2 separate regions of the Homo sapiens genome follow, and region 1 is linked to region 2. Evidence: chromatin loops called from intact Hi-C (ENCODE). Cell type or tissue: dorsolateral prefrontal cortex. All regions are shown on one strand. Each heading gives the region's core, and the rest is flanking DNA. Links, peaks and the distances in the headings are about the cores only. Region 1 overlaps EFCAB6 (EF-hand calcium binding domain 6). Region 2 holds the start of LOC105373053 (a long non-coding RNA gene).

Region 1 (16,360 bases), core at 3,016-11,015, 410 kb before region 2:
CTACTTTTTTGAATTTGTTGAGACTTGTTTTGTGGCCTAAGATGTGGTCTATTCTGGAGAATATTCCATGTGCTGATGAAAAGAATATGTCATTCTAGCTGGATACAGTGGTGCGTGTCTATAATCCTAGATACTTGGGAGGCTGAGGGGAAGATCACTTGAGCCCAGGAGTTTTGAGTCCAATCTGGGCAATACAGCAAGACCCCATCTCTAAAGAAAGAAAAAGGAAATGAAATGCGTATTCTGAAGCAGTGGGTGAAATGTTCTGTAAATATCAGTTAGCCCTATTAGGTCTAGTCTGTAGTTTAATGGCAGTGTTTCTTTGTTGACTTTCTATGTGGATGATCTATTCATTACCGAGAGTGAAGCATTTTGAAGTATCCTAATATTATTGTATTGCAATCTGTCTCTCCTTTTAGATCTAGTAATGTTTAACTTCAGGTCTTTGTGAGCTCTGGCATGGTGTGCATATATATTTATAATTGTTATATCCTCTTGCTGAATTGATCCCTTTATCATTATATAGTGACCTTCTTTTTCTTTTTTGATAGGTTTTGATTTTTTTCCCAAGCCAAACTATACCCAGCTTTATTAAAGATACTTTCCATAACCAATCACGGTATTTCAGCAGGACATGGGCAGACAATCATTAACAGTATTTAACAACTTTCAAACTCCCTTCTTCAACCGACTATCAAAAATCAGAAAGCCCCTATCAAACCCTATGAAGTTTTCATTTGATGCTCTGAACAGGGAAAGTTTAGAGTGAGGGTTGAACAACTTTTCATGACCCAAGCATGACTTTCAGGAAGTGAAATGAAAATGGGAGAATTTGTCTAAAGATCCACAACCCAGAAAGAGAACCGCTGCTCTTTTGAGGGGCACCATCTCAGTGGTTTCACTGGAAAGTCCAGATTGCCTGACACGCTGATAATCAATTATTGAGGGTCAGGTCCCAACAGGTATCTCGGTTTAAGGGAGTTAAGTGTATGCTGAAGGTGGAAAGAGAAAAGAGGACATAAAAATAAATTTGTTTTCCCCTCCTTAAGGCTTTCATGCTAAAGTGGCTATGTGTGTCAAAGCCAGGAAATCCCTCCTTGTGGGAGCCAAGAGGAAGTCTCTCAAAACTAGAAGAGAAAGGTGTTTTTTCCACATCAGTCTAGTTTTGAAGACATTCTATTAGTGACATAGGCTCCTTCCCCAAAAGACAACAATGAAGTGTTCTGTGTGCTAACAATATAGCTTCTGCATTTTTATAAAACTTGATTAAAAATAGTATTTCAAACTGTACAGTCATCAGAGGTACACAGTTATTAAAAATGCACACACTTCACTTGGCATCTCCAACACATTCAGCTTTCTGTGCCCGGTCTGTTTTGGCATCTCCATGTTGTGCAGGGTTATTCTCCTCCTTGCCAATATCAGCTTTTCCCTTTTTCCCTTTGTGTACCTTCTCTCTCTTCTTTGTAGGGGCCCTTTTAGGCTTGGGCTCTGGCTTTGGAGGAGCAGGTTTAGCAGACAAGCTTGCAGATCTCTGTGATTTGTCCTTCATCTTGGTTTTATCTTTTTTTTTTTTTGAGATAGAGTCTTGCTCTGTCACCCAGGTTGAAGTGCAGTGGCATGATCTAGGCTCACTGCAACCTCTGCCTCCTGGGTTCAAGCAATTCTCCTGCTTCAGCCTCCCTGAGTAGCTGGGATTACAGGCACTCCCCACCATGCCTGGCTAATTTTTCATAGTTTTAGTAGAGATAGGGTTTCGCCATGTTGGTCAGGCTGGTCTTGAACTCCTGACCTCAGGTGATCCACCCGCCTTGGCCTCCAAAGTGCTGGGATTACAGGCGTGAGCCACCCAGCTGGTTTTATCTTCTTTCATGTCCTATTCAACCTTTCTCTTGGGCATGGTGATGATGGCAGTGGGATGTCGGTGCTGGTTGCAGGATGTAGCAGCACACAGCCTCTTGTCAGTTCAGGGGACATCTCACCTCTTTTTCACACTGCTTGATAATCTTTGATTTGTAGTCTATTTTATCTGATACAAGTAAAGCTATTCCTGCTCTTATTTTGGTTTTCATTTGCATGGAATATCCTTTCCATCCCTTCACTTTCAGTCTATACGAGTCTTTATAGGTGAAGTGGGTTTCTTATAGGCAGCATATTGTTGGGTGTTGTTTCTTAATCCATTCAGCCACTCTATGCTTTTTAATTGGAGAACCGAGTCAATGAACATTCAGTGTTATTGTTGATGAGTAAGAACTTACTGTTGCCATTTTGTTGCTTTTTTCTGTTTGTTTTAAGTCGTCCCTTCCTTCCTTTCTTACTGTCTTCCCTTGTGGTTGATTTTCTCTGGTAATATGTTTTAGTCCATTGCTTTTTAGGTTTTTGCATTATAGTTACCATGAGGCTTACAGAAACATCTTATAGATATAACAAATTATTTTAAAAAGATGACAGCTCATCTTAGGTCAGAAAAAAGAATATAAACAAACAAGAAATGAAAAAACTCTACACTAATTCTATCTGTTCCACATTTTGACTTTTAATTGTCTCAATTTACATACTTTTATATTACCTATCTCAACAGGTTGTAGTAGCTATTATTGTTTTTAAGAGATTTCTCTTTTGGGCTTCATGCTAGAGTTACGAGTAGATTGCACATCACAATTCCAGTATTAGAGTATCCCAGGTTTGTCTGTGTACTTAATTTTACCAGCATGTTTTATATCTTTTGTTTTTTTTCTGAATGTTAGTGTTTTCTTTCTTTCAGATTGAATTCCTTTGGCATTTCTTGTAAGACAGGTCTGGTGGTGGTGAATTCTCTCAACTTTTGTTTGTCTGGGAAAGACTTTATCTGTTCTTCATATTTGAAGGATAACTTTGCTGGATATAATATTCTTGGATGACAGTGTCTTTTCTTTTCTTTTAGAACTTTGAAAATTTGTTCCCTTCCCTCCTGGCTATATGATTTCTGTTAAGAAGTCTGTTGCCAGATGAATGGGAGCACCTTTATATGTTATTTGTTTTTTTTCCTCTTGCCGTTTTTAGGATTCTCTCTAGTTTTTGACTTGGAGTTTATTATATGCCTTGGAATAGTCTTATTTGGGTCAAATCTGTTTGTTCTCTGACCTTTGTGTACCTGGATATTTATATCTTTCTCAAGTCTTGGAAGGTTTTCTGTTATTATTTATTTGAATAAGCTTTGTACCCCTTGCTCTTGCTCAATTCCCTTGAATACTAATCATTTTTTAAAATCTCATCTTTTGAGGAAATTTTCTATATCTTATAGGTGATCTTCATTGCTTTTCATTCTTTTTTTTCATTTTTCTCCTCTGAGTGTGTTTTCAAATAGTCTGTCTTCAAGTTAACTGCTTCTTTCCTTTTCTTGATCCATTTTGCTGTTGGTAGCCGTTAATGAATTTTTCAGTTCAGCAAATGTATTTCTCAGTTCCAAGATTTCCACTTGATTTTTAAAAAATTTATCTCAATCTCTGCTAAATTTCTCTGATAAAGTTCTGAATTGATTTTCTGTGTTATCTTGGAAATCACAGAGTTTCCTTAAAATTGCTATTTTGAATTCTTGGATAGACAGCTCAAATATCACTGTTTCATTAGGATCAGTTACTGATTCCTTGCTTTGTTTGCTTGGGGAAATCATGATTCTCTGTTTGCTGCTGTCTTTTTTGTGGATGTACATCTATGTTTTTGCATCGAAGTTATCTATTCCAGTCTTCTCTGGACTTCTTGCTTGTTTTCTTTGGGTATATTTTCTTAGAGGTTCTTTACTGCTAGGTTGCTGCCTCCTTTTCCGCTGTAGTTGTTGGTACCTTGAGCTCAGGTTCACCTTGACTCTAGTAACTGCTTGGAATGCTGACCTTCCTGAATGGGGGAGGTCCCAAAGGGGATGTCCCAGCAGCGTGGGAAGGTTGGGTAGGGTTTGTGTCCAGGCGACCAGTAGGACAAACCTCCTACAGCATGTGACTGCTGAAAATACACTCTGATTTGGTGTCTCCTTTTGTTGAGTTAGAGAGCAGTTTTTCAAGAGCTGGAGATGGTAGTCCCACCTCCCCCTCTTTACCTCTGTCTGTCCTCAGGGATGTTTCTCCCTTCAGGCACTTGTGATGGATTAAGGCAGGGATAGGTCTCCTGCCAGCGAACCCAAGATGGTGGAGAAGCTGGTTGTCCACCTCAATCTCACTTTTCCCAGTGTAGAAACAGTGAATTGGGGGAAAATTTCTTGCATGCTTGGTGCCAGGCAGAATGGGGGGAGGGGCGTTGTGGATGTGGAAGTTGAATTCTTTTACTGTCCCCTCATAGCTGTGGCCCCAAGATCTGTTTCGTCTTCATATGAGAGTTCTGGGATATTCCTGATGATAATGTCGGCACTGTATATTTACTTTGGTTTTCAGGTGAGAGTGAAGCCAGCTTGCTTCTATGCTGCCATTTTGGAACTGGACTATTGCATGTTTTTAAAAAACTTTATTTTGAAATAATTTTAGATTCACATAAAGGTTATAAAATTAGTACTGTGTTCCTGTGTACTTCCAACATCTCCCAGTGATAATATCTTATAGAATAACTGTAATTATTGAAACTGGGAAATTGACACTGGTACAACATCAATTTAACTAAAGTCAATATTAACTAAAGACTTCATTCACATTTCACTAGTTTTTAACAGTGTGCATATCTTTTTCCTTGGTGAATAATCCTATGAAATTTTAACACATGTATAATTTGATATTGTACATGTTTGTGTGTGTGTGTGTGTGTGTGTGTGTGTGGAGACAGATTCTCATTCTGTTACCCAGGCTGGAGTGCAGCAGTGTGATCATAGCTCACTGCAACCTTGAACTCCTGGGCTCAAGTGATCCTCCCATCTCAGCCTCCTGAGCACCTGGGACTGCAGGCACACCACCCTACCTGGCTGATTAAAATTTTTTTTTTTTTGTAAAGACGAGGTCTCACTATGTTGCCCATGCTAGTCTTGAACTTTTGGCCTCAAGCAATCGATCCTCCAGCCTTGGCCTCCCAAAGTGCTGGGGTTAAAGGTGTGAGCCACTGCTCCCAGCTGCATTGTGTATTTTTATCAAGGGAGTACCATAATTATGCCTGTGCTGTAGAAAGGTAAATCCTGCAACAGAGGAGGATGAATCAGAGGTGAAGTTGGAGACCCAGAAGTGATCAGAGGCTGTTTCTGTAATCTCAAGAGTGCACATGAACTGGACAGTGACCTCAGGGATGCAGAGAGGCAGAAGATAGATTTAAGAGGTGTTCTCCAAGTAAAATTGACATCACTTGCTGACTGATTAGAGAGAGGACTCCAGGCAGGAGGCCACAGGCAGGCATTGTCTACCTTGTGTTGTCAGGCTTCAGCAGCTGAAGCAAATCCACTCATGCGTTCATTCTGAATACCTCTGAACACCAGTCACTGGCCTCGGGTCTGGAGACGTAGTGATGATGTCAGTTGCCTTGGCTCTAGTCTTTAGGGAACTGAAAGTCTAGTGGGAGACAAGCCTTAATCAAAGACTTATCCCAATAGCTACATCATTACAAACTGGACTAAGGCTATGAAGGACAACAGAGGTCGTTGTGAAAGCGTGGAAGGGAAGCCAGCCTAGCATGAGGTGTCAAGGAAGGCTCCCTGAAGAAGTGGCATTTGAACTGAAATTTAGGGCCTCAGTTCTCAGAGTGATGTCCTGCCCAGCAGCACCAGCATCTCCTGGGAACGGGTCAGCAATGCAAATTCTTTTTTTTTTTTTGAGATGGAGTCTCGCTCTATTGCCCAGGCTGGAGTGCAGTGGCACAATCTTGGCTCACTGCAACCTCCGCCTCCCAAGTAACTGGGATTATGGGCACCCGCCACCACACCTGGCTAAATTTTGTATTTTTAGTAGAGATGGGGTTTCACCATCTTGGCCAGGCTGGTCTTGAACTCCTGACCTTGTGATTCACCTGTCTTGGCCTCCCGAAGTGCTGGGATTACAGGTGTGAGCCACTGTGCCTGGCCAGCAATGCAAATTCTTAGGCCCCACCCCAACCCAGGACTGGAATGGGAATCTGGAGTGGGCCCAGCAATCTGTTTCTAACAGGCTGTCCAGGTGATCCTGATGTCCACTCAAGTGTGAGAACCATTGATTGTTAGGAGAAAGAGGCATTCATTAGTCAGAGAGGGGCGAGGAATAGGTGGTCTAAGTAGAGGTTACAGCAGGTGAAGAGAAAAAATCTCTTGCTTGGGAATGAGCACATTTGAGGGACTGCCAGTGTGGTTGAGGCAGAGGGAGCCGGGGGAGGATGGCAGCAGAGAAGCAGGGGAGGGCCTGTGCTGCAGCCACAAAGACACCAAGGACTTTGGTCTTGGTTCTAATAGCACTAGGAGGCAATTGGAGTGTTCTAAGCAAGGAAGTAACACGAGGAGATCAGCATTTGAAATGATTATGCTGGTTGTTGTGAGGAAGACAGAAGGGACCACAGTAGGGGTGTGTGTGTGTGTGTGCATGTGTGTGTGTGTATTGGATTGAGACATGAAAAGAGAAGTGATGCTTGTACAGTGGTCACATAAAATCTCTCCCCCTGAGAATCCTACAATTTAGTGTGAAATTCACGTGATTTGCCTAAGGTTTCCTACACAGTTCTCCGGTAGCTTGCAAATTGCTGGATTGTTTGACAAACCCAAAGGCTCCATTCTTGTAGCTTGCATAGGCCGAATAAGAAAATCTGTCCGCCAATCTGTGCTAACCCCATTGCTCTCTTATTTTTCAGCATTCCCAAAGTCAGAAATATTTTATCTTGAAGGGCATGAAACGAAATAGCACCAAAACAAATGCTCCCAAAGGCAGCAGCACCCTCTCAGGCAGTACCAAAGCCAGGTGAGATGCTCCTCCTCCCTGAGCATCTGTGCTCACTGATACAGCTTTTGCACAGTAGGCGGCCAGGTCATTGTGTGGGGCTTCAGGTCTCAAGAGAAAGGTGCTTTAAAAGTTGATCATGTTACCATTGCCACTTCTATCTGGTTTGTGTCCGTCATCCAGGCAACAAGCATTTACTGAGTGCTGACTCCTGGGCCAAAATTTTTAGGCATTCTCATATATATCACATCAGCAAGCATTGGCTTATACATTTTAACAGTGGATGACCTTAATTTGGTGCTCAGCATGAATGGAAATACTAGACAACTGCAGTGAGTTCAGAGAATGATTCCATCCACGTCACTGCGAGACAGCAGGGCCCACTCGACAATCCAGCTTTTCTTGAACCTAGATTCACATTTCCTGCAATAGGTGGCAGCAGCAGCAAGACTTCTAGTTCCTGAACCCTGAAGCTGGGAAAACATGCAACTTTGCAGGAGCTGAGGACTTGCTTGGATTTGGCTTGACTATAAATAGGATGTGCTCAGCCCTCCTTGTCTGCTTATAGGAGCTGGGAGAGAGCGTAATTGTCTGCAGCTCTTACATTTTAAAAGGCTTCGAGTGCAACTGTTTTGAGATGTTTGACAGCACACTTGTGGTCAGTGTTTCTGACACGACTTGTTTTTTCTCGGTTGCCGTATCTGTGTCTGTCATCACATCAGGTGTGGTGGGTCTGATGATATTCATGAGGTAATAGTGAATTTCTGAGATAGCTCCTGAAATTAGACTTTTATATCCATGATAAAGGAGTATTACAAACAAAACAGTATAAGCTTTTTTCTTTAGGCTCTGTATTTGGGGCAGCAAGACATTCATGCTAGTGTAAACTAATACAAAACACAATTACTTAATTTAGTTCAACTTAACATTCATCATTTTTTGGAGGTTGACGTGCTGAGCACATGATCAAACCCGACCCTGGCTCCCACGGCATTAATAGTCTGACAGGGAAGACAGACATTGAACAGTCATGGGGTCGAGGGTGTTCATTAAGGAAACCTGGCTGACACTGGCCACCAGTTCTCAGTAGAGGGATGAGTGAGGAATTGTGGATGGCGTGGAAACTTCTACCCTGAATGGTGGGAAAAAGAGAGACTCATCAATAAAATACAGGAGTAGAAGGACATGTGGTGTGCATGTGTGCTACTCTGTGTGTGTGGTGTGTGTGTCTGTGGGGGGTAAGTGGTCTGTGGTGTGTGTGTTTCTGTGGGGGGTGAGTTGTGTGTGGTGTGTGTGTTTCTGTGGGGGGTGAGTTGTGTGTGGTACGTGTGTGATGAAGGGGTGTGTGTGTGTGTGGTGTATGTGTGGTGAGTGTGTATTGTGTGTGGTGACTGTGTATGGTGAGAGTATGTGGTGAGTGTGTAGTGTGTGTGTGTGTGTGTGTGTTGGGAGGCGAGTGCTGTCTGAATGGCAGGGCTGTGAAAACCATTTATTTGTCAGTAATTTGGAGCAGCAGTTACGTGCTGAGTACTTCGGGGCTGGGGGTAGAGTGGTGTAAACACACCCTTTTATTTCATGGAGCTTATAATGGAGTTCATAATTTCCCAACTAAAAGTGTAATGCGAAGTTGGGGTATGTACAGTGCCGGAGAAGTGCAGGCTGTGTGAGAGACTCTGCAAGGAAGATGCAGGGTGGTCAGAGAAGCCTCTCCAGAAAGTGATGTTCCAGGAGGTCTCAAGGCAGAGGAATCGGCTGGGGTGGAGCAGGGCCGAGGGACCCATGGGGCCGTGAGAGGGGAGATGTGGGCAGGAGGCAGCTCCTCTCCTGCCTAGTGGGCACTGGTAGGCATGATGTCTAGAACATGCCATGACACGGTTATTAAAGAACATTTAACATAAAAAGATCAATGTCTCCATCGTCCCCAGGTAGCAATTTTTGTCATATCTTCTAGTCCCTGTCTATTTGTGACAATATATTTTTATATCGTTGTATTCATAGTGTATGCCCCACTGTACTTGTTCTCTTGACATTGTCCTAAACGTGTTCTGATATTTCTACATATTTTCTAGTTACCAGTTATAGCAGTGATATCCTACTCCATTAAAATATATTCACTTTCCGCAGTTTGTTGTTTTTCATTTGATTTCTAGGTTTGTGGGGGTGGGTCTTACAGTGTGTGAGGGTAGACTGTCTGTGACGATGAGGTTCGGGCAGGGCAAGGGGCTGTACAGGGCCTGGGGAGCTCCTTGGTGGAGGGAGACTGTGTCCCAAATGCGTGGCCATAGTGTTGCCTAGCTGTGGAGGCAGGTCAGTTTATAAGCTCAGATTTTTCTGCTAAATTGAATTCAGATGACTGGCTAAATTGTTTTTTGTGATACCCTATCATTTGGAATATATTTGTAAATCAACTTGCATTCTTATAATTCCTATGTTTAGAACAATAGACTAGGGGTTGCCAGTAGAGTCTGTCTAAGATATTAAGGCAGTATGAGACTGGAATGGGGGAGGAGGGACTGGTCTTCAAATGTTGGTGGCACGAATGCTGGAATCCTCATATTTGATTAGAACTGTATGTAGATGGCTTGCTTTTAATTTTCTACATGTTCTCTTGAGTAGGTTGCAGAATTGTTAAACCGTTTTGCAAACTCAAGTTATCTATTCTTGTGGATTGATACACAGATTTTCTTACTGCCATATCAAATATATGAAAACTTCATTACTCTTATCTGTTTACATACGAATACACACAAATCACTCACATGCATGTAGGCAAATGCATACACACATACACATGCTGGCACAATTGGACAAAAAGCCAAGGATTAAATTCACCGGAGTTTGGGTCTTGGCTTCACTGTTACTGAGTAAATTTGACCTTTTCTCTCTGGCATTTAATTTTTCCACCTCTAAAAATATGGATAATAGTGTCTAACTCACAAGGTTGTCACATGGTTGATGATTAAATGAGATAACACCCAGTGCCCAGCAAAATAGATGCTCGGTTATTGCTAGTTGAAGGACCTAAACGTAATGTTTGCGGCTGGCTTTTAACTTCATTTTGATATAAAGTGGGAAACTTTACACATGAACCTCTTTAAAGGCAAAACCTATAAACTCATACTTATCAATCAACTTCAGGTTCTTCTAAAGCACTGGTCTCAAGCTTATTAAATACAGATGGCTGGGCCCCATCCCCCAGAGAGTCAGTTTGTCTGGGTGGAGCCTGGAAATGTACATTTCTGAAAAAAGGTCTCAAAGTGCTGGTTCAGGCACCACACTTTTGAGAACCACCGTTTTAAAGCTATATGCTTGCTTTCACGGCCCTTTGAAAATCCATTTTTAAAAATGGAAAATAAATGCATTTAAAAACAATGGTATTAATAACAATAACAAATCATGTTATTTCTGCTTGAGGAATCTACAAATGGAATAGCTCTTTCTCCCCTTCAGATGAACCGATGGATGGTGTCTGTTGGGAGAAGTCTTTAATCTGACCGTGGAGATAGAGTGATAGAGTTCACACTCTCACCCACTCTAGCCAGATGGGTACCCCACAGAGTAGTGTTAGTCTCTAGTCAGACAGGTACCCCACAGAGCAATGCTGAATTTCTCCAGGCTACAGTAGTGTTAGTTGGAGATGCTGCGGGGATGCCTTGTTCTTTCCTTTTGCAACATATTGCCATTTTCTTTAACATTCTGAGTTAAATGGTGAGTGACTAGAGGGTCAGGGTGGGTTATATTTCTTTCTCTTCCTAGACCCTAGCCAATGCCTGCAGTGGCCTACAGTGTTTGCTGAATAATGGATGGTTGAGAGAATGGTTGCTTAGAAAATGCTTATACCAAGAATGTTTAGGTAGAACACCCAATAGGCTCCATTTTCAGAACGATCCAGATCTGGCCCTTTGGAATCTTCATATTGTAATTGAAGTCTCACTAGCTTTTATGATCCCGCAGTTGGTAGAAATTAGAACTAGAGGAGACCCAACAGGTCATCCAGACCATTCTCCCTCTGGAAGAGTACTCCCTGCAGTGTACTCTGTGGCATTAGGAGGAATTACTTTTCATATGATTATTTTTTTTTCATGCTGTCTTCAACTAAGTGTTTCTTGAATTGAATCACTTTGTATTCAAGTAATAAAATGCACAACAGGCAGTGCATTTCCGGGTGATTATCTTACTCCTCAGGTGGTGTAATAAGGCATGAGGCCAAAGCCCTGGCATGCCTTATTGTTATTAGGAAGTGAATTTATGGATAAAATAAAGAGAACGGTTCTGTGCATCAGCAATCACTGCAACAAGGAATGCAGTAACAGTGGATGTTCCCCACGTGCTTAGAGAGCCGGGTAATGCGTGAGACTGAGTGTCCCCGTCACACAACCCTGGGCAGCCAGTGACTTTCGGCTGCTCTTAAGGAACGTGTTATTGATTTTGTAAAAAGAGACAGGAAAGCTTTGGTCATTGACAACCATGTGAACTTGATATCGGGGAAGAGCATGTCTTCTGGTTCTGGAAGAGAGAGGCTTAGTCTCCAGCCTTGGGGCACCGCAGTCATGTAGCCCAGGGCAAGTCACTGGCCTGCTCTGAACATTAATTTCCTCACCTATGATGTGGGAAGAAGAATAACTGGGGGTGGGAAGAGTTAAATGATAACTATAAGTTTCATAAATATTAGCACATTTCTTGACTCCGCGAGTCCCCAATAAATAATTGAGTTAGATAATGTATTTGCCTTCTTAAAATTCCTCATCAGGCTGAGTTTCTTGTCTCTTAATTTCTTCAATCTTGTTTTATTATTTCAGCTACACAGATAATTCCCATCACTCTTTGTGCTCCTTCCTGGCCAAGATGTGCACATCTCCACTTCCCTTGCACACACCCTTGACTTGTGGTATCACACTTGCCTGTCAAGACCCTGGCCCAAATTAAACCCAACTTTTTGCCTACCTGTGCTGCTGAACATGGCTGGAGAAAAACACACAACCACAGGTTCGTGTCCATGAACCTCAGATGGCTCTTACAGTTCCCTGGCTGTCACTTCACCTCTCCCACTCCCCGACTTGCCTTCTCTTCTAGACAGTGTTTCATTCTGTGTCCTGTGATCTCAATCCTGAGCCTCACTTCTTCCAGCCTCACTCGCTGCTGATGACCTGACTTCCTAGTTCAAGGAGAAAGCAGAATCAGAAGGGAGCTGCCACAGGCTCCCATCACCACACCTGAATCCACATTCTCCAGCTTCTCTTTTGTCACCATGAAGGCTCATCCTGCTACTTGTCCATGGGATCCCATCTCCATTGGCCAACCGTGGGAACCAGCGAGGCTCTTCTTTCTCTCCTGCTGCGTTTCTCTTTGCCCTGCTACTAGGTTGCCGTCATGAGTGTTCAGACATGCTGCTGATTCTCCCATCTTGAAGAAATGTCTCCTGAGACCAGTCATCACACTGTCTCTCAGCTCTACTGTTTCTCCCCATTACAGCAGAGTTCTTTGAAACTGCTGTCTCTATTTACTGTCACTCGTTCTCCTCTGAATTGTTCAGGAACTCACTTAGACAGGTTTTCCCCCACCATTCCCCCAACATTGTTACTATCAGGGTCCTCGGTGGTGCCTTAGGGCTCACTCAAACCGAAGCCCTTATTACGGTGGCATTTGACACTCACCATCAACCCTCCTCCTTAGAACTTATTCTTCTCATGGTTTCTAGGACTGTGGCCTCTGGTCTTTCTCAGTCTCCTTTGCTGGTTCTTCTTCATCTCCTTCAACGGTGAACGTTGGAGGACCCCAAGGCTCAGCCCTTTGACCTTTTCTTTTTTTGCACCTACTTTCTTGATGGGACTATCTCATATCATGCCTTTATATACATGATATGTTGGCAATTCCGAAACTTTTTTTTTTTTTTTGAGGCAGTCTCACTTCTATCACCCAGGCTGAAGTGCAGTGGTGTGGTCTCCGCTCACTGCAACCTCCACCTGCCGGGTTTAAGCGATCCTCCCACCTCAGCCTCCTGCGTAGCTGGGACTATAGGTGTGCACCACCACACCTGGCTCATTTTTGTATTTTTGTAGTGACAGGGTTTTGCCATATCGCCCAGGCTGGTCTTGAACTCTTGAGCTCGAGCAATCTGCCCACCCTGGCCTCCCAAAGTGCTGGGATTCTCAAACTTTTATCTTCAGCCCCAATCTGTCCCTTGAACTCAAACTCATGTATTCAGTGACCTATTCAGTATATCTACTTGGATACCCAACAGGCATCTTAAACTTGAATGTCCAAAATGGAAGTGTTGATCTTCTGTAAACCTGTTCTACCTGCAGTCTTTCCCATCTCAGGTAATGGTCATTCCACCCAACCTTTCTTTTGCATGCTGAATCAAATCTACCAGAGTATGATGGACTCCTCCTTCAGAATGTGGCTGGAATCTGATCACTTCTCAATACTTTTACAAAAACCACATGGTCTGAGCCGCTGTCTTCTCTTGCACGGATTATTGCAGAAGACTTCTGTCTTCATTTCCTCCCTTGCACCTGTAAGCCTATTCGTGACATACAGCCAGAGATATTCCTTTAACCCAGAGGCCAGATCATCTCCTCTGCACTAACCCCCTAGAGGTTTCACATGTCAGGTATCACAATAAGAGCCAAGCCTCACACTGGCCTGCAAGGCTGTCCTTCATCTGGCCGCCTGTTTCTTCCTTGTCTTCCTAACTGCATGGTTCCCCTCTTGGTCTCCTTTAGATCTTTGCTTAATGTCTTCTATTCTTCTCTGCTCCACTGGTCTCCGTAGATCTGATTCACTTGTATGATTAATTTGTTTATTGCCTGCCTTCCATTTCTACAGTATAAGATCCACAAGGTCCAGGAGTTTACATATTTTGTTCATTGATCTCCAGACTCCTAGAAAGGAACTGAGTAAATATGTGTTGACTGTGTGAACACAAACCAAGCTTTGTTTTTCGGTATAATTCTGGAAGTTTACCTCTGTAAAGATTCAATTCAGTTAAATTAATCCAGCCCAAGAAGGATGTGTGTGGGATTGCTGAGGCTCTAGGGCTCTTATGGTATAAGCCATGAGGTGGTTCTTACGTACAGGACCTGCCACCTGACTGTGGCAAATAAGACAGGTCTCTAGACTGTACAGTGCAAGGCAGAGTCGGTGCCTGCCCAGAGAGGGAAAGCAAAGTACTAGCCAATGTGGATTTCTTGCACATTAAAAAAAATTCTTATTCATTTCTTCAACCCTGTAAACTTTGTGATTCTTCAAATTGAGGACTTCAGAAGCATCATCTAGTCTGATTCTGTATACTCGTATAGTGCCATCCACATCCATCTATTTTTGAATATTTAATAATTTTACACTTGCATTTAATACATGGAACCTGGTAGGAAGACTTTTGTGTGTGTGTGTGTGTGTGTGTGTGTGTGTGTGTGAAGGTTAGCCAACTTAGGAGCCTCAGACAATTATGCTGTAAACTTCCTTGTAGAACTGGAGCTTGGCCTCCTTAATTCACTCTTACGTTGAGAGTAGCCAAAAAGGAATGAGTCAGACTAAAATTCCCCTTATTTTCTGAAACACTAATAAGCCAAACTCCTCATTGCCACAGACTGGCAGTATCTACGAATTAAAAATCACGAAGGCATGTAACAGTGTCGTGACCGCTGAGCATTAGGTCTGCTGCAGTAGGAGCACAGCCAAGTTAGCTCTGACAGTGGGGGCGTGAGCCTGGCTGATGGTAAGCAGGACACCGCTGTGACTCACTGGGATACATCTGGATGTCTTGCTTTTGCCCTGCTTCCCCTAAGGTCTTTAAATCATAATCTAAATAACTGTCAAGTAAACATATTGCCTTAGAAATTATTGAAAGGGAACTACCTTTGCCAAAGGTGCCCACGGAAGCAACGTCTCCCTTGGCTCACCCAGTGCTGCTGCTGCATCTCTGTCTTCCCCTTCCTCCTCCACCTTCTCCTTCTCTTCCTCCTTTTTTCTAATTGTGATATAATTCATATACCATAAAATTCACATCCTTTCAAAGTGTATAATTCAGTGTTCTTTTAGTATATTTACAAAGTTGTGCAACTATCACCATTATCTAATCCCAGAACATTTTTGTCACCTCTAAAAGAAACTCTGTATCCATCAGCAGTCCCATTCCTCCCTTCTTCCAGTTCCTGGCAACTGCCAATCTATTTTCTTTTTTTTAGCCCCTGCTTCCCCTTCCCTGCCACCCACTAACCTACTTTCTGTCTCTAGATTTGCCTGTTATGGACATTTTATATAAATGGAATGATACAGTATGTGGTTTTGGGGGTTTGCCTTAGCATAATGTTTTCAAGGTTGATCCATGTTACTGCATGAATCTGGACTTCATTCCTTTTTAGGGCTGAATAATAGTCCACTGAACAGATCTACCACTTTTTGTTTATCCACTCACCCACTGATGGAAGTTTGGGTTGTTTCCACTTCTTGTCTATTGTGAATAATGCTGCTATGAATATTTAAGTACAACTTTTTTTTGATGGATGTATGTTTTCAGTTCCCTTGGGTATATACCTGGGAGTGAAATTGCTTGGCCGTATGGCAACTCTATGTTTAACTTTTTGAGAAATTCTCAAATTCTATTCCAAAGCATCTGTACCATTTTACATTCTCACCAGTAATATGAGAATTCCAATATCTCTATAATCTTGCCAATACTTGTTATTCTTTGTTTGTTTTATTATAGCCTTGCTAATGAATGTAAAGTGGTATCTCACTGTGGTTTTGATCTGCATTTTTCTATAACTAGTGATGTTGAGTAGCTTTCCATGTACTTACTGGTCATTTGTATATTTTCTTTGAAGAAATGTCTATTCAAATCCCTAGCCCATTTTTCTATTGGGTTATTTGTCCCTTATTATTGAGCTGTAAGAGTTCCTAATATATTCTGCATACTAAATCCTTATCAGATATATGATTGGCAAATAATTTATTCCATTCTGTGGGGTATCTTAGTGCTTTCTTGACAGTATCCTTTGAAGCACAAAAGTTTTAAAGTTTGATGAAGTCCAATTAATCTACTTCTTCTTTAGTTGCCTGTGTTTTTGGTATCATATCTAAGATATCATTGTCTAATCCAAAGTCACAAAGATTTATACCTATGCTTTCTTCTAGGAATTCTGTAGTTTTAGTTCTTATATTTAGGGCTTTGATCTATTTTGAGTTAATTTTTGTATATGGTGTGAGCTAGGGGGCCAACTTCACTCTTTGGCGCTGTTCGTTGAAAAGACTACTTTTTGTTCCCATTGAATGGTCTTGGTACCCTTGACAAGTATCAATTAATGATAAATGTAAAAGTTTATTTCTGGTCTCTCAATTCTATTCCATTGATCTATATGTGCATACTTATGCCAGAACCACACTGTCTTGATCACTGTTGCTTTCTATTAAGTTTTGAAATCGGGAAGTATAAATCCTCCAACTTTATTTTTATTTTTCATGATCTTATTTTTATTTTTCATGATCATTTTGGCTATTCTGGGTCCCTTGCATTT
Region 2 (16,360 bases), core at 5,429-13,428:
TGATAAGAAGGGGAGACATCCCCCGAAAAACGAGGCATCTCCCTATGCCTCTGAGTCTCCAGCACTCGGGAGCGATCCTCCATTATGTTGAGAATAATGACTCCAGTGTCCATCGGGGGCAGAGGTTTCCTTGGCTAGAAGAGACCACTGTCTGAAATGTGTTGGGAAATGGCTGTGCTGTGTTCCCAGGGCCACCTAGCAAAGCCAAGGTCATCCACATTTGACAGATGGAAAATGAGGGGAAGCAGCTCATCCAAGGGGCACATCCATGGCAGAGCTGGGACCAGGATCAGGACCTTGGTGTCCAGCCTCTCTTCCTGGCCCTGACCACATCCCAACTGCTACTTCCAGTGAATGTCATGGCCATAGTGGGGGAGACTGGTTAGACTTCCTCTCCTCAGGCCTTGGCCCTCCTTCCAGGGGCCTGAGCCAGACCTCTGCTTGACCATGATGCCCTCTTTAGCCCGGCCTGGGGAGGCCAGGAAGAGCCCAGCCTGCAGGTGCCCCAGCTCTCACATGGAGGCCTCAGGTGGGGTCAGCTCCTGCCAAGCCCCGGATGTCCTGGGCAGATGCCCACTCTGGTCACCACCAGCAAATGAACTCCAGAGAACAGCAACCACACTCACTAGCAAGCCAACACCAGCAACCCCACATACCAGCAACCCCGCACACCAGCAGCCCCGCACACCGGCAGCCCTGCACACCAACAACCTCAGGAAGGAGGCAGTGGGCATTTGAGTTCTCAACGAGGGCAATTCCAGGACTATTGTGGGAGCTTTGGCACTTGTTGGACCAAGATTCCCGTTCTGACTCTGCCACCTGCCACCTGCCCCCTGCACAACCTTGGGCAAGTCCGGACACCATGTCAAAACCTCAGTTTCCTCATCTGCAAAATGGGCTTTCTATGCCCATCTGCCAGGAAGATGAGGATTAAGGGGCCCCCCTTTGGATAGTTGCCTGGAGAGCGAGGGCCCCTGTTTATGTCAGGTATTGAGCTCAGCACCAGCAAAAGAGGCACAGGTGATCCAGTGCAGAGCCCAGCCTCACATCGCTCACTCCAGGGTCCTGATATTTCCTATAAATGTGATCCAGGATTGAGTTCCTGGTTCCCTGCCTTCGTCTGCACCATGCCCTCTGCTTACTGTGCCCACACCATGCCAGTTTTCCAGGCTGTCGCTAGCCCTTGGCCTGTGTCTGCACCCTCCAGGCTGACCAGTGCCAACGTGGTCCCAGCCTTCTCCCTCTCTTTGGCGGCAGTCATTGGTGCCACACAAACAGCCCATCTGAAGCTCACGTTCAAACACAGCCACCCACGGGCCCAGGACACTGCAGGAGCCAAGTGGACGCCCCTCCCCTTGCACCCCTCGCAGTGAGGGAGGGCGGGCAGGACCAGGCGGCCCGCACAGGAAAGCGGGTGTTTACACTGCAAACAGAGGCTGAGCAGAGATTGTGCCGTGGATTCAGCTTCAGGGAGGTGCAGACGCCCAGGTGCCAGGCCTGGTGTTTGCCCCCAGCCCCAGGGGTTCTTGCTGCCACCCGCAGCGCGGAGCATTGCTGAGCTGTATTTGCCCCCAGCGCTCAGCCTGTGCCGTGTGCGGTGGCGGCGGAGTGCCCTGGCTACAGGGCAGCCGCTGGTGCCTGCTCACCCTCCGCAGGCTGCTTCCTTCTGCCTGGGATTCGGCTGCCATGGCGCCTGCTGCTGAGCAGCCCGGCTCTTAACAGAGATGCAGGACCGATCCTGCTTCCTGCCCCAGGCCCTGCCCCAGCCAAGGGCCCACCACCCCCAGCCTCATCAGCTCCCCACTCTCTCTGTCCTCACCTCCCTGCCTGCCACATCACCCCAGACTCTAATCACTGTGAGCGCCGCCCCAGCAAAGGCCATTCCAGCCCTCCCTCATCCCTTTGACAAGCAGCCCTGGTTTGGGCCTCTCTGCTCCTGCCAGTGGTGGAGGTGAAGGAGCAGCTTCTACCCAGGGGGCGAAACAGAAGCCTGGAAGAGAGGCCAGGACCTCAGGCTCTGAGCCAGGCGCCCAGCCCCACCACTCAGGGGCCGGGTGGTGACCTCGGGCAATCACTGTGCGGCTCCGGGCCCCTTTCTCCTTCATCTGTAAAATGGGAAGATGCCAATCTTAGTCTCCACCTCGCAGGGCCAGCATGAGGATTAAATAAGTCAGGGCAGTAGAGCATTTAGAAAAGTATCCAGCTGGGCGCCGTGGCTCACGTCTGTAATCCCAGCACTTTGGGAGGCCGAGGCAGGCAGATCATGAGGTCAGGAGATCGAGACCATCCTGGCTAACATGGTGAAACCCCGTCTCTACTAAAAATACAAAGAAAAATTAGATGGGCGTGGTGGGGGACGCCTGTAGTCCCAACTATTCGGTAGGCTGAGGCAGGAGAATGGCATGAACCCAGGAGGCGCAGCTTGCAGTGAACCGAGATCGTGCCACTGCACTCCAGCCTGGGCGACAGAGCAAGACTCTGTCTCAAAAAAAAAAAAAAAAAATAAGAAGAAGAAGAACTAAAGAAAAGCGCCCAGCACAGCCTGTGAACTCCGCAGGTGACAGATGGTGGTACCTCACTGTCATCACTGTGCTGGGACCAAGGGAGGTGCCAGGAACTGTGGGCCCAGAGGAGGGTGAGGGTGCCTTACACACCTGCCTTCATCCTCACAACCCCTGAGAGATGACTGTTGCCAGACCCCTGGAATACAAGAGGAAATCGCGCCTGAGCCACCAGGCCGGGTAGAGCCTGGATTTGACCCACCAAGCCCGGGTGAAAGGAGGAGGGCACAGTGCTTTACTGTGGTAGGGAGGTGGCTTCCCGAGGACCTACCCAGGGCTCACCAGGGCCGATCCCAATGTCTCTGTCCCTTAGGAGGCTGGCAGCCCTGGGGTCCCATCTCAGGCAGAGCCAGGACAGCTATCCCTCCCACTGGTCCACATGTCTGGCCCAGCTGTCCCCTCCACTGAGAGGCCTTCGAGTTTCCCAAGGCTTCAGCCCCATCGGACCCCCCCACACTGGGCTGGAGCCGTGCTGGGCAGAGCTGGAAACAGGGACAACATCACCAGCCCCTGGCATCCAGGCCCTCCCTTCCAGGCTGGTGAAACTCCATGTCTGTACCAAGGTCACCTCTACTATCCACGCTGAGCGGCTGGGGTGGGAGGGAGCCACAAGGAGCCCCCTCTGCTCTCAGAGCCCCCCCCACCAGCATTCTCCTGCCCAGAATTTCCCCAAGACCCAACTCTCGTCTCGACTGCCTTAAGCCCCAGCGCTTGGCAGGATGACATATCTTGGAACAAGCAGGAAGAAGAAGGGAGGCAGAGAAAGCCCAGCAGCCTGCTGGCCAAGGCTGCCTGCGATTCAGGAGGAGCTGGGATCCAGCCTCATTCCCTCATCTGTGTGGTGAGAACCATGGCACCTAGGGGAGGCCTGGCATCCTCTCTGAGCCTCAGTTTCTTCATCTGTAAAATGAGGCTGATAACATCAGGCCCTGTGCCACAGGACTGTGGAAAAAAGTACCCAAGATGGAGTTCCAGGCAGCAGCAAGCAGGTGGTAAGCACTCAATGGAAATTAGCTGTGCCTGTTATCATTGCCCCATCCAGGTCCCCCACACCAGCTCTTACATGAGAAAGGCTTTGATGAGTGCTATAGCATGCAGCTGGCTTATGAAGAAGGGTGGATGTGGGAGCAAAAAGGCCTGGCAAAGTGGGAAGAGCCTGGTGAGGGGGTCAGGCACACATAAGCTCAAGAGCTGACTCCCTGATGTAAGAGCTGGGCCACCTTGGTCATGCTGTTTAACCTCTCTGGACCTCTTTGCAAGAATTAAATGGGAAAAGGTGCATGAAGGGGTCTAGGAGGTGTCAGCACACAGTAGAAGCTTCATTAATGTCAGTCTCATTAGCCCTTCACTCCTTGGATTTGTGAATAGTAGAGAAAAAATGCTCTTACACACCTATGCATTCTCCGTCTCCCGCCATCTCGCTCGAAACCCTGATTTGGCCAGGCCCGGTGGCTCACGCCTGTAATCCCAGCACTTTGGGAGGCCAAGGTGGGTGCATCACCTGAGGTCAGGAGTTCGAGACCAGCCTGGCCAACATGGTGAAACCCTGTCTCTACTAAAAATACAAATATTAGCCAGGTGTGGTGGTGCATGCCTGTAATCCCAGCTACTGAAGAGGCTGAGGCAGGAGAATCGCTTGAACCCAGGAGGCGGAGGTTGCAGTGAGCTGAGATTGTGCCACTGCACTCCAGCCTGGGTGACAGAGCAAGACTCTGTCTCAAAAATAAAAAAATAAAGAAACCCTGATTTGTATCATCTGCCAATTTCCATGGTGTAAATACTCCCACTATGATCGATTTCAAGCTACCACAAGCTACCAACCTAAGCAGTGTCGGGAATAGCTATGCACAGATGACTGTCATGCATGATGAGAGCCAGCTCCATGACACCACAGCTGTTCACAGCTCCCCTTCTCCACCATCCACCCCTCTTCCCAACCCACTGCTCTCCTGCCACACCCACCATGTTTCTGGTCTCACACATGCCAGGGGTGTTCCTGCCTCAGGGCCTTTGCACTGAACTGCTATGTCCTCTGCCCAGAACATTTCTCCCCTGGTTGTGACATGGCTGCCATGTCTTGCTTTCCAGATCTCACCTCAGATATCACCTCCTCCAAGAAGCCCACCCTGATCACCTTGCTAATATTGCTTCCCCACCCCACACACACCCCTACTGCTCTGAGATTTCATGATATTTTATTTCCTTCATGGCACTCGACTCGTCTTGAAAGTCTGGCACACATTTATCTGTTGTGTGTGTTTATCTGTTTACTTTCTGTCTTACCCTCTACGGGGTTGGCTCCATCAGGGTAGGGCCCCATCCCTGAGGTCCCTGCTGTGTCCTTGGTGTTTCACACAGTGCCTGACACATAGTAGGTGCTCAGGCAATATTTACGGCACAGATGAACGAACGAACAATTGAACTAGGAACGTCAGGACCCACCTGGGCTGATCTTCCCAGGCCCTGCCTGGCCCACAGCCCCTCCCCCACCACAGAGTCCCCATGCAGCGGCTCTAATTAGCAGAGGTCCCCCCCCCGCCACCCAGTCCAGCCCCCTCGACTACGGCCCCATTGTGGACCCTGTAATTGCAGAGTCTCCTGCCTTTTTCTCCCCCACCCCAATTCTCCCTCTTCAGCAGAAAGAGGCCGGCCCCATTGTGCAGCTCCTGTTGACACAGGGATGACCTCACCGGGGGCCTCCTGAGAGGGGCCCAGCAGGGGAAAGGGGAGTGGGGAATAGAGGGGTGGCAGTGGCCCGGCCCAGGCTGGGAAAGGGCTGGAGGCTGAGGCCTGGGACAAAGGGCCACAGGAGGGTGAAGCCAAGGGTTGGGGGTGGAGGAAGAAATAGAGAAAGAGAGTTTCCAGGGGTAAGACAAGGGTGCTTTTCATTAGAGGGATACTTGAGGGAGGGAAGATTTCATCCCAAGAAAGGATCCCACAGGAAGACTGGGCCTGACGGCCATGTTCTTGAGGGAGTTTTGGAGACACAGAAAGACAGACAGACCTAGGCTTAGGACCTGCCTGTCGTGAAGGCTTGGAGCAGAGACTCCCCGAGCCTGGATCTTCATCTGTAAAATGGCAAATAATAATACCTTCCACCTGGGACTGTCTTGGGGTCTCTAGTAGATCACAGAGGCCAGGTAAGGACATGGTAAAGGCTTGATGGTCATTCCTCCCCACCCACTACTGACTCCGGCACACACATACGTGTGCTGTTGTTCTCTCTCTCTCTCGTTCTCTCTCTCTCTCTCTCTCTCTCCTTTTACAGACTTTACTCATTCCTTGCTGCTTCAAGCTGCCCACCATCTGGCAAGGTCCCTACCACAGTGACCCCCGGCTGAGCCTGGGCACCTGCTGTCTCCTGCTCTGGGCTTTTGCACTTGCATGTTCATACGTGAGCCCCCAGCAGGGCCACCTGGTGTCTGTGCCTGGATCTCCGCCCCAGGACCCTGGTTATTGCTCCAGCCCTGAGCACCCCACTCCCAATCCCCCTACCTGAGGGGCCCTGGGAAGGGAGCATCTGCCCCATGACACCTGGGGAGCCCTGGGTTTGCCATCAAGTCCCTCTCCCTGGGAATGGGACAATCCCTGGGTCAGGACAGCTGCCAGATCCCAGGGAGCCCCATGCACTGGAGGGAACGGAGCGGGGCTTGGTGGGGCAGCACGTGGGCTCGAGGAAGAATGGGGTTCCTGGCCAGGCCTTCCTCCTTGTCTATGAATCACATTTAATTTTTTTTTTTTTTTTTGAGACGGAGTCTTCCTCTGTTGCCCAGGCTGGAGTGCAGTGGCACAATCTCAGCTCACTGCAACCTCCGCCTCCCGGGTCCAGGCAATTCTCCTGCCTCAGCCTCCTGAGTAGCTGGGATTACAGGCACCCACCACCACGCCTGGCTAATTTTTGTATTTTTAGTGGAGACGGGGTTTCACCATCTTGGCCAGGCCTGGTCTTGAACTCCTGACTTCAGGTGATCCACCTGCCTCGGCCTCCCAAAGTGCTGGGATTATAGGCGTGAGCCACCATGCCTGGCCACATTTAATTTTAATCAGAATTTTGTCAGCATTGTATCTTTTTCATGAGCAAGTATTTTGCAGATGGAAGCTCCTTACGTGAATTTAGTTCCTTGGCTGGTCTTCTATCGAGTGTGTTTCAAACAGTTTCTAACTTATTATTTGTATGTTCATTTCCATTTCACTGAACTTATTTTCACTGGCATCCATATTTCCCCCTGTGACGTTTCCACTGAAGACTTCATCCTCCGAACAGTTTCCAGCCACATCCCAAGTTAGCTTCTGCCACCATGGGTTTCCTTTGCTAGCCATGGCTTTCTCCCAAGGTCAATGTTTCCGAGACAGATGTCATAAGTGCTAAATTTGGTTAGGAAGGTTTGATTCTAATCAAAATCAAGAGGTTTTCCTGGGTGCAGGTTTGGTTTGAGGTGGATGATTCTCCCAGTGAGATTTCTCCTGCCCTAAAGGACTAGGAGTCCTGCTGAGTCACCACAGCAAAGAGCATCACAGGTATAGAGCAACCTATCAGGGCTTGGGTCAAAGTGACATCCCCAGGGTCAAAGTGCCCTGAGTCTGGAGAGGGCCCAGGTCCTTGACAGCAGAATCAGGACTGGAAAAAAGTCAACAGAAACCACAACAACCCTGTTAAGGCAGGACTGAGAGCCCAGACTCGTTAGGAATGAAGGTTTGGGTCACCCCACCTGGCAAGGAACCATGACCGGCTCAGGTACCACCTTTTCTTCTGACGAAACTTCTGCCTTGGGCCCCTGGTGATTACTGTGTTGGGCCGAGTCTAAGAGGCCCTCGGCAATGTCTGCCTCCCAGTAGTCACACACTTCCTCTGGAGTGTGGACACTCGGTTCTAGCCAATGGGGTACACCAAAGGTGATGGGACAATGTCATTTCTGCAATGAGGTGATGTAAGTGTATGGCCTCCATCTTGCCAGCAGTGATGAAGCAACTGCCATTGTGGAGAGGCCCATGGGGCCAGGAGCTGAGGAGCTGAGGTCCTCCAGTCCAACAGTCTGCAGGGAGCTGAATTCTGCCAGAACCATGTGAGTTAGGAAGCAGATCCTTCCCCGGTGGTGCTTTCAGGTGAGATTGCAGACCCTGTTCTCCCACCCTGATTGTAGCCTTGTCAAAGACCCTAGAGCTTGGCCGGGTGCAGTGGTTCACACCTGTAATTCCAGCACTTTGGGAGGCTGGGGTGGGCAGATCACATGAGGTCAGGAGTTCAAGACCAGCCTGGCCAACATGGTGAAACCCTGTCTCTATTAAAAATACAAAAATTAGCCAGGCATGGTGGCATGTACCTGTAATCCCAGCTACTCAGGAAGATGAGACAGGAGAATCGCTTGAACCCAGGAGGCAGAAGTTGCAGTAAGCCAAGATCACACCACTGCACTCCAGCCTGGGTGACAGAGCAAGACTCTGTCTCAAAAAAAAAAAAAAAAAAAAAAAGACCCTAGAGCAAAGGACCTGAAGACACGGTGCAGCCTCCTGCCCCACAGAGACCAGGAGATCATAAATGTGTTTTGCTGTAAGCCTCCAAGTATTGTGCTAATTTATTTTGCACCAATGGACAATGAATCCACCAGGCAAACAAATAGCAATGACAGGAAGAAGAATTAGTAGTGGTAGTATAGAGATATGTTTGTGTATTGAACACCTACTATGTGCCGGGCACTGTGTTAAGTACTGCACAGGCTTTGTCTTGTTCCTTCCTCACATGAACCATATCCATGCTATGGTCACCTTTTACAGAGGAAGAAACTGAGGCTCAGAAAGGTCAAAATGACTGAGAGGCTCCAGAGCAAGGCCCAGAGCCTGGCTCTGAGCTAAGAGCTGGTGGGAGAGGCGGGAGGTGGCCCAGGAGCACCCACCCCAGTTTCTGTTTTCCAGATCCACTTTCCTCCATATCATTCTCCTCTTTGGGTGCAGACACCCTTCATCTTGTCACACAGTGATCACATGGACACAAATGCACCTGCAATATCTTTAGGCAGACAAACTTCCCAGAAAATAACAACAATTTTACCTGCACTTTTAAGAAGCATTTAATTCCTTCAATTGTCTGGTGGTCCATTTGCAGGGGAAACTGAACTACCTGATCATTTCTCACTTCACCTGCCATACGGGAAAGAGATTCAATTAGAAAAATCTATTGCTAATTTGAAAGCTCTGATTCTATAATTTCCTACAGGGAAGACATGTAAATTGCGTGTTATTTAACACCCTTTCATGGCAGGTGAGTTCCGCGGGGGGCCATTATAATCCACTCTCCCCTCTTCTTACAGATTCCTGACAAGGGGGAAGAGGGAGGAGGGAGAAGGAGGAGGAGGGAGAACAGGAGAGCATTTTGAAGGCTGACTCCAAGTGGCTTTAGGAACCCATAAGTTTGAAGGGCTTAAATTAAGCAGGGTCAGCTGATTGGTGCCTGCCGGCTCCCTGGGAACACAGGCCAGATTCCCTCCTCCAACCCTACAACTCCTCCTGCCTTCCCCTAACCATCTGGAAAATCACCATGGCAGGCGGAGGGGTCAGGATGCCCTGATCCACACTCTAGCCTCTGTCACCAGCTGTGTGGCACGTAGCTGTCCCTTAATCTCTCTGGCCCTGGTCTCCATCTGTGCAATGGGGAAAACTAACACCCCCAGCCTGAGCTGCTGGGAGGACCAAAGTCCATTTCAAGTGTAAAACACAAAAGGGGACTTTGCAAACTACAAAGCACTGTCCCCTGGTGAAGGGCGCTAGCACTGGGACCCGGACCCTAAAGAACCCACTCAGTGTCTCCCACCCTAAAAACTCCCTAGAAGGTTTTTCTCTAGAAGGACCCGAATCTTTCTGGCTAAGGGGTTTTCAAGATGAAACTATTTCTTCCCACACAATTATAGCAAACAGGCTCTTTGCAGCACCCCTACACACACACAGACACACACACACACCCCTGGGTAGATTCTCTGGAAGAATGTTTCAGAAGCCAAGGGGCCTCTGGGGGCCTCTGGGGTGGGGAGGTGGGGAGGGAGGGAGCAAAGAGACCTAGTTTTTACCGAATGCTTTTTGTACGGCTTAGATTTCTTTCCACCTTCCTTCCTATCAGGTGCACCCAATTACCCCTCAAAAGCATTCTTTTATACTTTTATACATTTATTCAGTTTTAACAAATGAAACATGTGACCCATGGCTCCTCCCTCCTTCCCCCACCCTGGATCCCTGGCTTCCTGGCCTCCCCTGCCTCATGCCAACATTCTGGCTCCCACGTTCCAGCACCTGCCCCAGCCAGACCCGGGGCCGGGCTCCAACCAGGGGCTGTCACTTCCACCTGGGCCCCCCTTGAAGCTGTCGACCTGGAGCTGGCTCTAGAGGGAAGAACAAAAGTGCGCTGCTCCTTTCAGGGAGCTGTGAGCAGACACACCCCCAAACACGAATGCACTGGGATGGGGCGACCTTGACAACACCCAGAGCCCTCCCGCCTAGCCGCCCTCCTTGCAGGCCCCACTGGCCGGCGGGCGCCACCTGCTGGACGCAAGCGAGAAGTGCACGCTGGTGCCCACTCATCTCCTTGGTCCTTCCAGACTGAGACGGGCACAGCGGTCTGCAGCCCTGGGCAATGTGTCCCGGGCTCCCGCCGGGGGCGCGACATCCTCCTCCCCACAAGTTTCTCCCAACAGCTGTTTCAGGTGTTTTTCCCAGACATGACGTTTTTACATGTTGGAGGTGTGTCAGACTAAAAATCTCCATTCACTCCCCAAATGTGCAGCGGGGCAGCCCAGTGACATGGTGACCAACAAGATGTTCATGGTCCCTGCAGGCTCTGAGGACCGGCGGCTGAGATTAAACAACTTATTACACAAAGAACCATTTAATTGCAAGCACAATCACGCTTAGTGGAGAAGGAGAGAACGGAGCACGGTTTAAGATGATCTCCTCACCAGTTCTGCAAGGTAGGATTCATTGCTATATTACAGAGGAGGCTCAGAGAGGTGCAGTGACTCCCCTAATATCACACAGCAAGAGAAGGTGGGGCTCAGATAGGGACCCGGGTCGTCCAGGCCCCAGGAGGCTGGGAAGGTGCAGGGTCCCCAATAGACCCACTGCCAGTTTGCAGAAATAGCCTCCAACCCCCTCCCTCACAAGGGTCCAGGGAGCAGCTCTTTCCCCAAAGGCTGGTTTCAGCAGGTTGCAACCACTGCTAGGGGTTATAGGGGTTACACCAGGCCCCCTGCAAGAGCTGCAGACTCTCTTGTCTAAAACGACAAGCAGACAGAACGGAGTCCTCAGACACTGTCCCCGAGAGACCACCTTCCTCTGCCTCTGCTCACCTCCCTTTTCAGCAAACTAGCCCACCATCCTTCATAACAGAAGAGGGGCCTGCAGTAAAACATAGCATGCCTGGGCCCCCTACAAATTGCCATCTCCTCCCTGGCCTCAGTTTCCCTGCCTGTCTATATAATGAGAGGTCAGACCGGCTGGTCTAAAGGTCAAGGTTGATCGAAGCACTCTAACTCTCCCCACCCACCTCCCTTCATCAGCCAGTGCAGAGACACACACGCCCCTCCATGGTGCTGGATGTCCTCAGTTTTCCCAAAATGACCTGGCTTTGAAAGACCAAGGCCAAAATGGTTTGGCGGTGACTGTGGAGGCCAGCAGGACTCCCTGGCCACACGGTGACTCAAAGAGGCAGCCGGCAGGACAGCCCTGTCTCCCCTTGGGACAGTGATGCAATCCATGGGCAGCTGGGAGGGCTCCGCGGGCCAGACTGCTGGGCAGGCCCCCTCGCTTTCTGAGTTTCGGGCCCTCACTGTAACCTGCAGACCCTCCTTGAGCTGGAATCCAAAGCCCTCCTATGTGTGAGTCCTGCACTTCTCTAAAAGTGGTGGAAAAGACAGGCCAGGTTCGAGTCCAGCTCCCAACCCACCACTGCTGTTTTCAAAGCCTTGTGCCCTTGGGCAGGTCACCTCACTCACCCACTGCTGTCCTGTCTCATTCCCATGTGGATGTCGGTGACACCTGCCTCCCAGGTGGTGGCAGGTAAGACGAGATGATCCCGTCAGCAGAGGGCAGAGTGCCTCGGGGGAATTGGTGCTCACAGAGTTAGCCCTGATGGAGATGGCTGCCCAGGCTGGACCTTGTCAGCCTCCCCAGATGATGGATGAATAATGGATGGGCAGGCCGGGCGCAGTGGCTCACTCCTGTAATCCCAGCACTTTGGGAGGCTGAGGCGGGTGGATCACCTGAGGTCAGGAGTTCGAGACCAGCCTGACCAACATGCTGAAACCCTGTATCTACTAAATACAAAAAATTAGCTGGGTGTGGTGGTGTGTGACTGTAATCCCAGCTACTTGGGAGGCTGAGGCAGGAGAATCGCTTGAACCTGGGAGGCGGAGGTTACAGTGAGCTGAGATAGCACCATTGAACTCCAGCCTGGGCAACAAAAGCGAAACTCTGAAAAGAAAGAAAGAAGGAAAGAAAGAAAGAGAGAGAGAGGAAAGAAAGAAAGAGAGAGAGAGGAAAGAAAGAAAGAGAGAGAAAAGAAAGGAAGAAAGAAAGAAAGAAGAAAGAAAGAGGGAGGGAGGGAGGAAGGAAGGAAAAGGAAGAAAGAAGAAAGAAAGAAAACAAAGAAAGAAAGGAAAGAGAGAGAGAAAAGAAAGAGAAAGAAAGAAAGAAAGAAAAGAAGAAGAAAGAAAGAGGGAGGGAGGGAGGGAGGGAGGGAGGAAGGAAGGAAGGAAGGAAAAGAAAGAAGAAAGAAAAGGAAGGAAAAGAAAGAAAGAAGAAAGAAAGAAAAGAAAGAAAGAGAGAGAAAGAAAGAAAGAGTAAGAAAGAGAAAGAAAGACTGGATGGGCAAATTTGGACCGTGCACACACCAACCACCTTGCACAATGCTTGGTACTCTCACATCCGTGACTTCACTTAGCCCCCATAAAACCCCTGCTTCCATCATTTTCCAGCTGGGGAAACTGAGGCCCAGAAAAGAGACATTCCCAGTGTCACGCAGTGCTGGGTTCCAGCTGGGCAGTGCTGGAATCAAACCCCGGTCAACAGGGAGAGTCAGCTGCAGTTTGTCAGTGGAACAGCCTGAGCCGTGCGGCCGCGTTTCGCCAGAAAATCACTCCCTGCTCATCATAACCGGCACCTCTCCATGTCGGCCACACGAGGGCAGCAGCGCCCCGGCCATCGCCGGGCTTCGCACTGAGGCTTCTTCCATCCCTGCTGAGAACGACTGGGCGGTTGCAGCCAGCAAGGCTCAGAGGAGGAAGGGGCCACGTCGGGGACCTCTAGGGTCTGCGAGGGGCCCAGGCTGTGTCCTGCCCCCTCCGCTGCCTTGGTGCATGAAAGACTCCACTTCTTCTGTGAAATGGAGGCTTGTGTCCCCACCCAGGCAGCCCAGGCTCCGGATAACATCAAGTGCCTCTGCCAGGCTGGGGTGCGGCGAATAATCAAAAGAAGCACGGAACCACTGACCAGGTCCAAGTCTCCATTTCACAGAAGTGGAGGCTTCATGGTATCACTGCCTCCGTGCAGAAGAAAAGGAGACTCCAGAGGCTGACGCAATTTGCCTGAGGTAGACGCAGAGTCAGACTCAGAGGCCGTATTGGTTCGTCCCACCGTCTTCCAGAGAGAATGGGCTGCCTCCTGGAGCCCTGACCCACCCACGACAGCCCCCAGGATGTCCTACAGCCAGTTGCAAACTCAGTTTGTCCAAAGCCATTGCCCTTCCCTCTCTGTCTTCTGTCAGTGGGAGGCACCACTGCACAGAGACCCCCAGCCTGAAACCTGGCATCTCCCAAAACTTCTCTGAGCTCCTTAACCCCACATCTCCCATCCAACTCATCACCAAACTCTGTGGATTCTCCCCAGGCCCGTTTTTTAAGATGACAAAAATTGCCTTGAACTACATCTGGGCTGTGATTTCGGATTGGGACACACACTCTTCAGTTTGCTACAGGCTTCACCGCTCCCTGCTGCATCCCCAGCTCTGGGGGCCCAGGTCAGCTGCTGTCGAGCACTGGGCTTCACTGATGTGCTTTTTACAGCGAGGGAGTATTTCCTTGCCCCATCAAGTGTGCAGGAAAGAAAGCTGGGCAGAGAAGTCTGCCTATTTGAAGAAAAAAAATCAGAAACAATTTTCTTCAGGTGACAGAAGGCAATTTTTAAGAAGCATGCAACCAAAATGCATTATATGTAAACTGTGTAATATCTAATATTTTTTACGCTCAGCCCACGTTATACATTTTTGCCACCTGTCTGGCCACTGTAGGCTTTGGAGGTTGCAACCCCCAGGTGATAATAATCACAGAAGAGACTTACAGTGAGATAGCGAGATGGGGGTGGGTGTGGGCAGAGGGAGAGGAAGAGTCAAGCCATTTAGATAACTTGGGTTTCCTCTCCAGGCCCCAAAAAGCAGGAAGGGGGCGCGTAGAGTACTACCTCCTATCCTATTTTGTCCAAAGCCAGATTCATAATCATTGCCACTTCCATGCACACCCTTCTCAGTTTCCCACCCGATTCCCATAGACGGGGCCCCTCCACTATCTCCTGCCCACAGTATAAGTCGTAAAGTCTCCCAAACCTCAACCAGGTGAACAATAGTGCCTGATGTCACCCAGGTCCTATTGCAATGATTATGTGTTTTTTCTTTAAGCTGTTAATGGAATGAATTATATTAATTAATTTCCTAATAATAGGAATTGCATTCATAAGATAAACATAACTTCATCATAATATGCTGGGGTTTTTTGTTTTTGTTTTTTTTTTCTTTGAGATGGAGTCTCACTCTGTAGCCCAGGCTGGAGTGCAGTGGCACGATCTCGGCTCACTGCAACCTCTGCCTCCAGGGTCCAAGAGATTCTCCTGCCTCAGTCTCCCAAGTAGCTGGGACTACAGGCGCCTGCCACCACACCTGGCTAATTTTTTGTATTTTTAGTAGAGACGGGTTTTACCATGTTGCCCAGGTGGTCTCAATCTCCTGAGCTCGGGCAATTCACCTGCCTCGGCCTCCCAAAGTGCTGGGATTATAGGCGTGAGCCACTGCACCCGGCCTGTACTGTATTTTTTATTATTATTGCTGAATTCACTGTGCTAATAATTTTCAAGAATTCTTGGAATCTATGCTCATGGGTAAAATTGACTTGAAAGTTTTCTTTATTGTACTGTCATCATCTGATTAGCCAGCTTATGCTAACCGAATAAGGTAAACTGGTAAGTGTTGACTGTGTTTCTCCACTGTGGAGTAGAAATTTGGGTAAGCTTGAACTGATTTGTTCTTTGACTGTTTAGCCAAATTAGGATTTGGTTCATCCCACCATCTTCCAGAGAGAGCTGGGCTATTAATTTGGTGAATTCCAAATTCACATATCTGGAATTGTCATCTGGGACAGACGTTTTCTTTATAGGAAGATTTTAAACTACTAAATTAATGTATTAAGTGATTATAGGACCTTTCAGGTTTTCTGTTTTTTCTTGAGTCAACTTCAGTAAATTGTATTTTTCTAGGAATTTGGCAATTTTGTTTAAGACTTCTTATGTATTGGCATACAGTCACTTATAACAGTCTTGTGATATTTAATATTATTCATTTACTCTATGAAAAATCTAGAATTATGTCCCTTCTTTCATCCCTAGTATTGTTTATCTGTGCTCTCTCTTATGTCTTAAACTTGTAAGAGATTTTTATAATTTTTTAGTCCTTTCAAAAAATAATATTTTGTCTTTGATTCTCTTCCCTACTTAGGTTTGTTTTCCGGTTTTTTTGTTTGTTTGTTTGTTTTTTGTTTTTTTGTGTGATGGCATCTCACTCTGTTGCCCAAGCTGGAGTACAGTGGTGTGATCTCAGCTCACTGCAGCCTCCCAACTCCTGGGTTCAAGTGATTCTCCTGCCTCAGCCTCCCGAGTAGCTGGGACTACAGGTGCCCACCACCACGCCTGGCTTATTTTTGTATTTTTTAGCAGAGACAGGGTTTTGCCATGTTGGCCAAGCTGGTCTTGAACTCCTGGTCTCAAGTGATCCACCTGCCTCGGCCTCTCAAAGTGCGGGATTACAGGTGTAAGCCACCATTCCCAACCATTTAGGTTTGTTTTCTACGTCATTAATTTCTGTGCTTTTTTTTTAGATGGAGTCTCGCTCTGTCACCCAGGCTGGAGTGCAGTGGCATGATCTCGGCTCACTGCAAGCTCCACCTCCCAGGTTTATGCCATTCTCCCGCCTCAGCCTCCTGAGTAGCTGGGACTACAGGTGCACACCACCATGCCTGGCTAATTTTTTTGTATTTTTAGTAGAGACGGGGTTTCACCTGTGTTAACCAGGATGGTCTCAATCTCCTGACCTCATGATCTGCCCACCTTGGCCTCCCAAACTGCTGGGATTATAGACATGAGCCACCACGCCTGGCCCTAATTTCTGTTCTTAACATTTGATTCCTTTTAATATCTTGGGGTTTATTCTGCTGTTCTTATTTTAACTTTTAAGTCAGATGCTTAGTTCGTTCATTTGAAGCATTTCTTTTTTCTTCTTCTTTTGTTTTATTTTTGAGACAGAGTCTTTCTCTTTTGCCCATGCTGGAGTGCAGTGGCACCATCTCAGCTCACTGTAACTTTCACCTCCTGGGCTCAAGCAATCCTCCTGCCTCAGCCTCCAAAGTAACTGGGACTACAGGTGTGCACCACCATGCCCAGCTAATTCTTGTATTTTTTGTAGAGACATGGTTTTGCCAGGTTGCCCAGGCTGGTCTCGAACTCCTGGGCTCAAGCAATCCACCCACCTCGGCCTCTCAAAGTTCTGAGATTACAGACGT

What was found. Hi-C counts contacts between places; a loop is a spot of excess contacts. Peaks named below come from ENCODE experiments on the same cell type or tissue, not always from the same donor. Only the 100,000 strongest peaks of a DNase experiment are listed, where the experiment ranks them.
Region 1: a loop joins it to region 2, with 5 times the contacts of the local background. A loop is called at or near these places in 33 of 110 quality-filtered maps.

The regions. Positions count from the first base shown.
Region 1 is chr22:43,787,748-43,804,107 of GRCh38, reverse strand. The region is part of intron 2 of EFCAB6 (EF-hand calcium binding domain 6); the gene reads left to right. It also overlaps the pseudogene HMGN2P9. Among named protein-coding and RNA genes, the nearest start is that of EFCAB6, 16 kb to the left of the region's middle. In dorsolateral prefrontal cortex, for the core only: a CTCF peak has its summit at 7,281 (motif pointing right); a DNase peak (open chromatin) is centred at 7,317; H3K27ac peaks cover 1,523 bases.
Region 2 is chr22:43,382,240-43,398,599 of GRCh38, reverse strand. LOC105373053 (a long non-coding RNA gene) reads left to right here and starts at 7,193. Exons shown (of 4, transcript XR_938288.3): 1 at 7,193-7,296; 2 at 7,517-7,664; 3 at 10,381-10,513. RefSeq lists enhancers at 9,381-9,959, 9,960-10,538. In dorsolateral prefrontal cortex, for the core only: CTCF peaks have their summits at 9,899, 10,101 (motif pointing left), 12,494 and 12,713 (motif pointing right); DNase peaks (open chromatin) are centred at 10,069 and 12,699; H3K4me3 peaks cover 984 bases; H3K27me3 peaks cover 1,315 bases.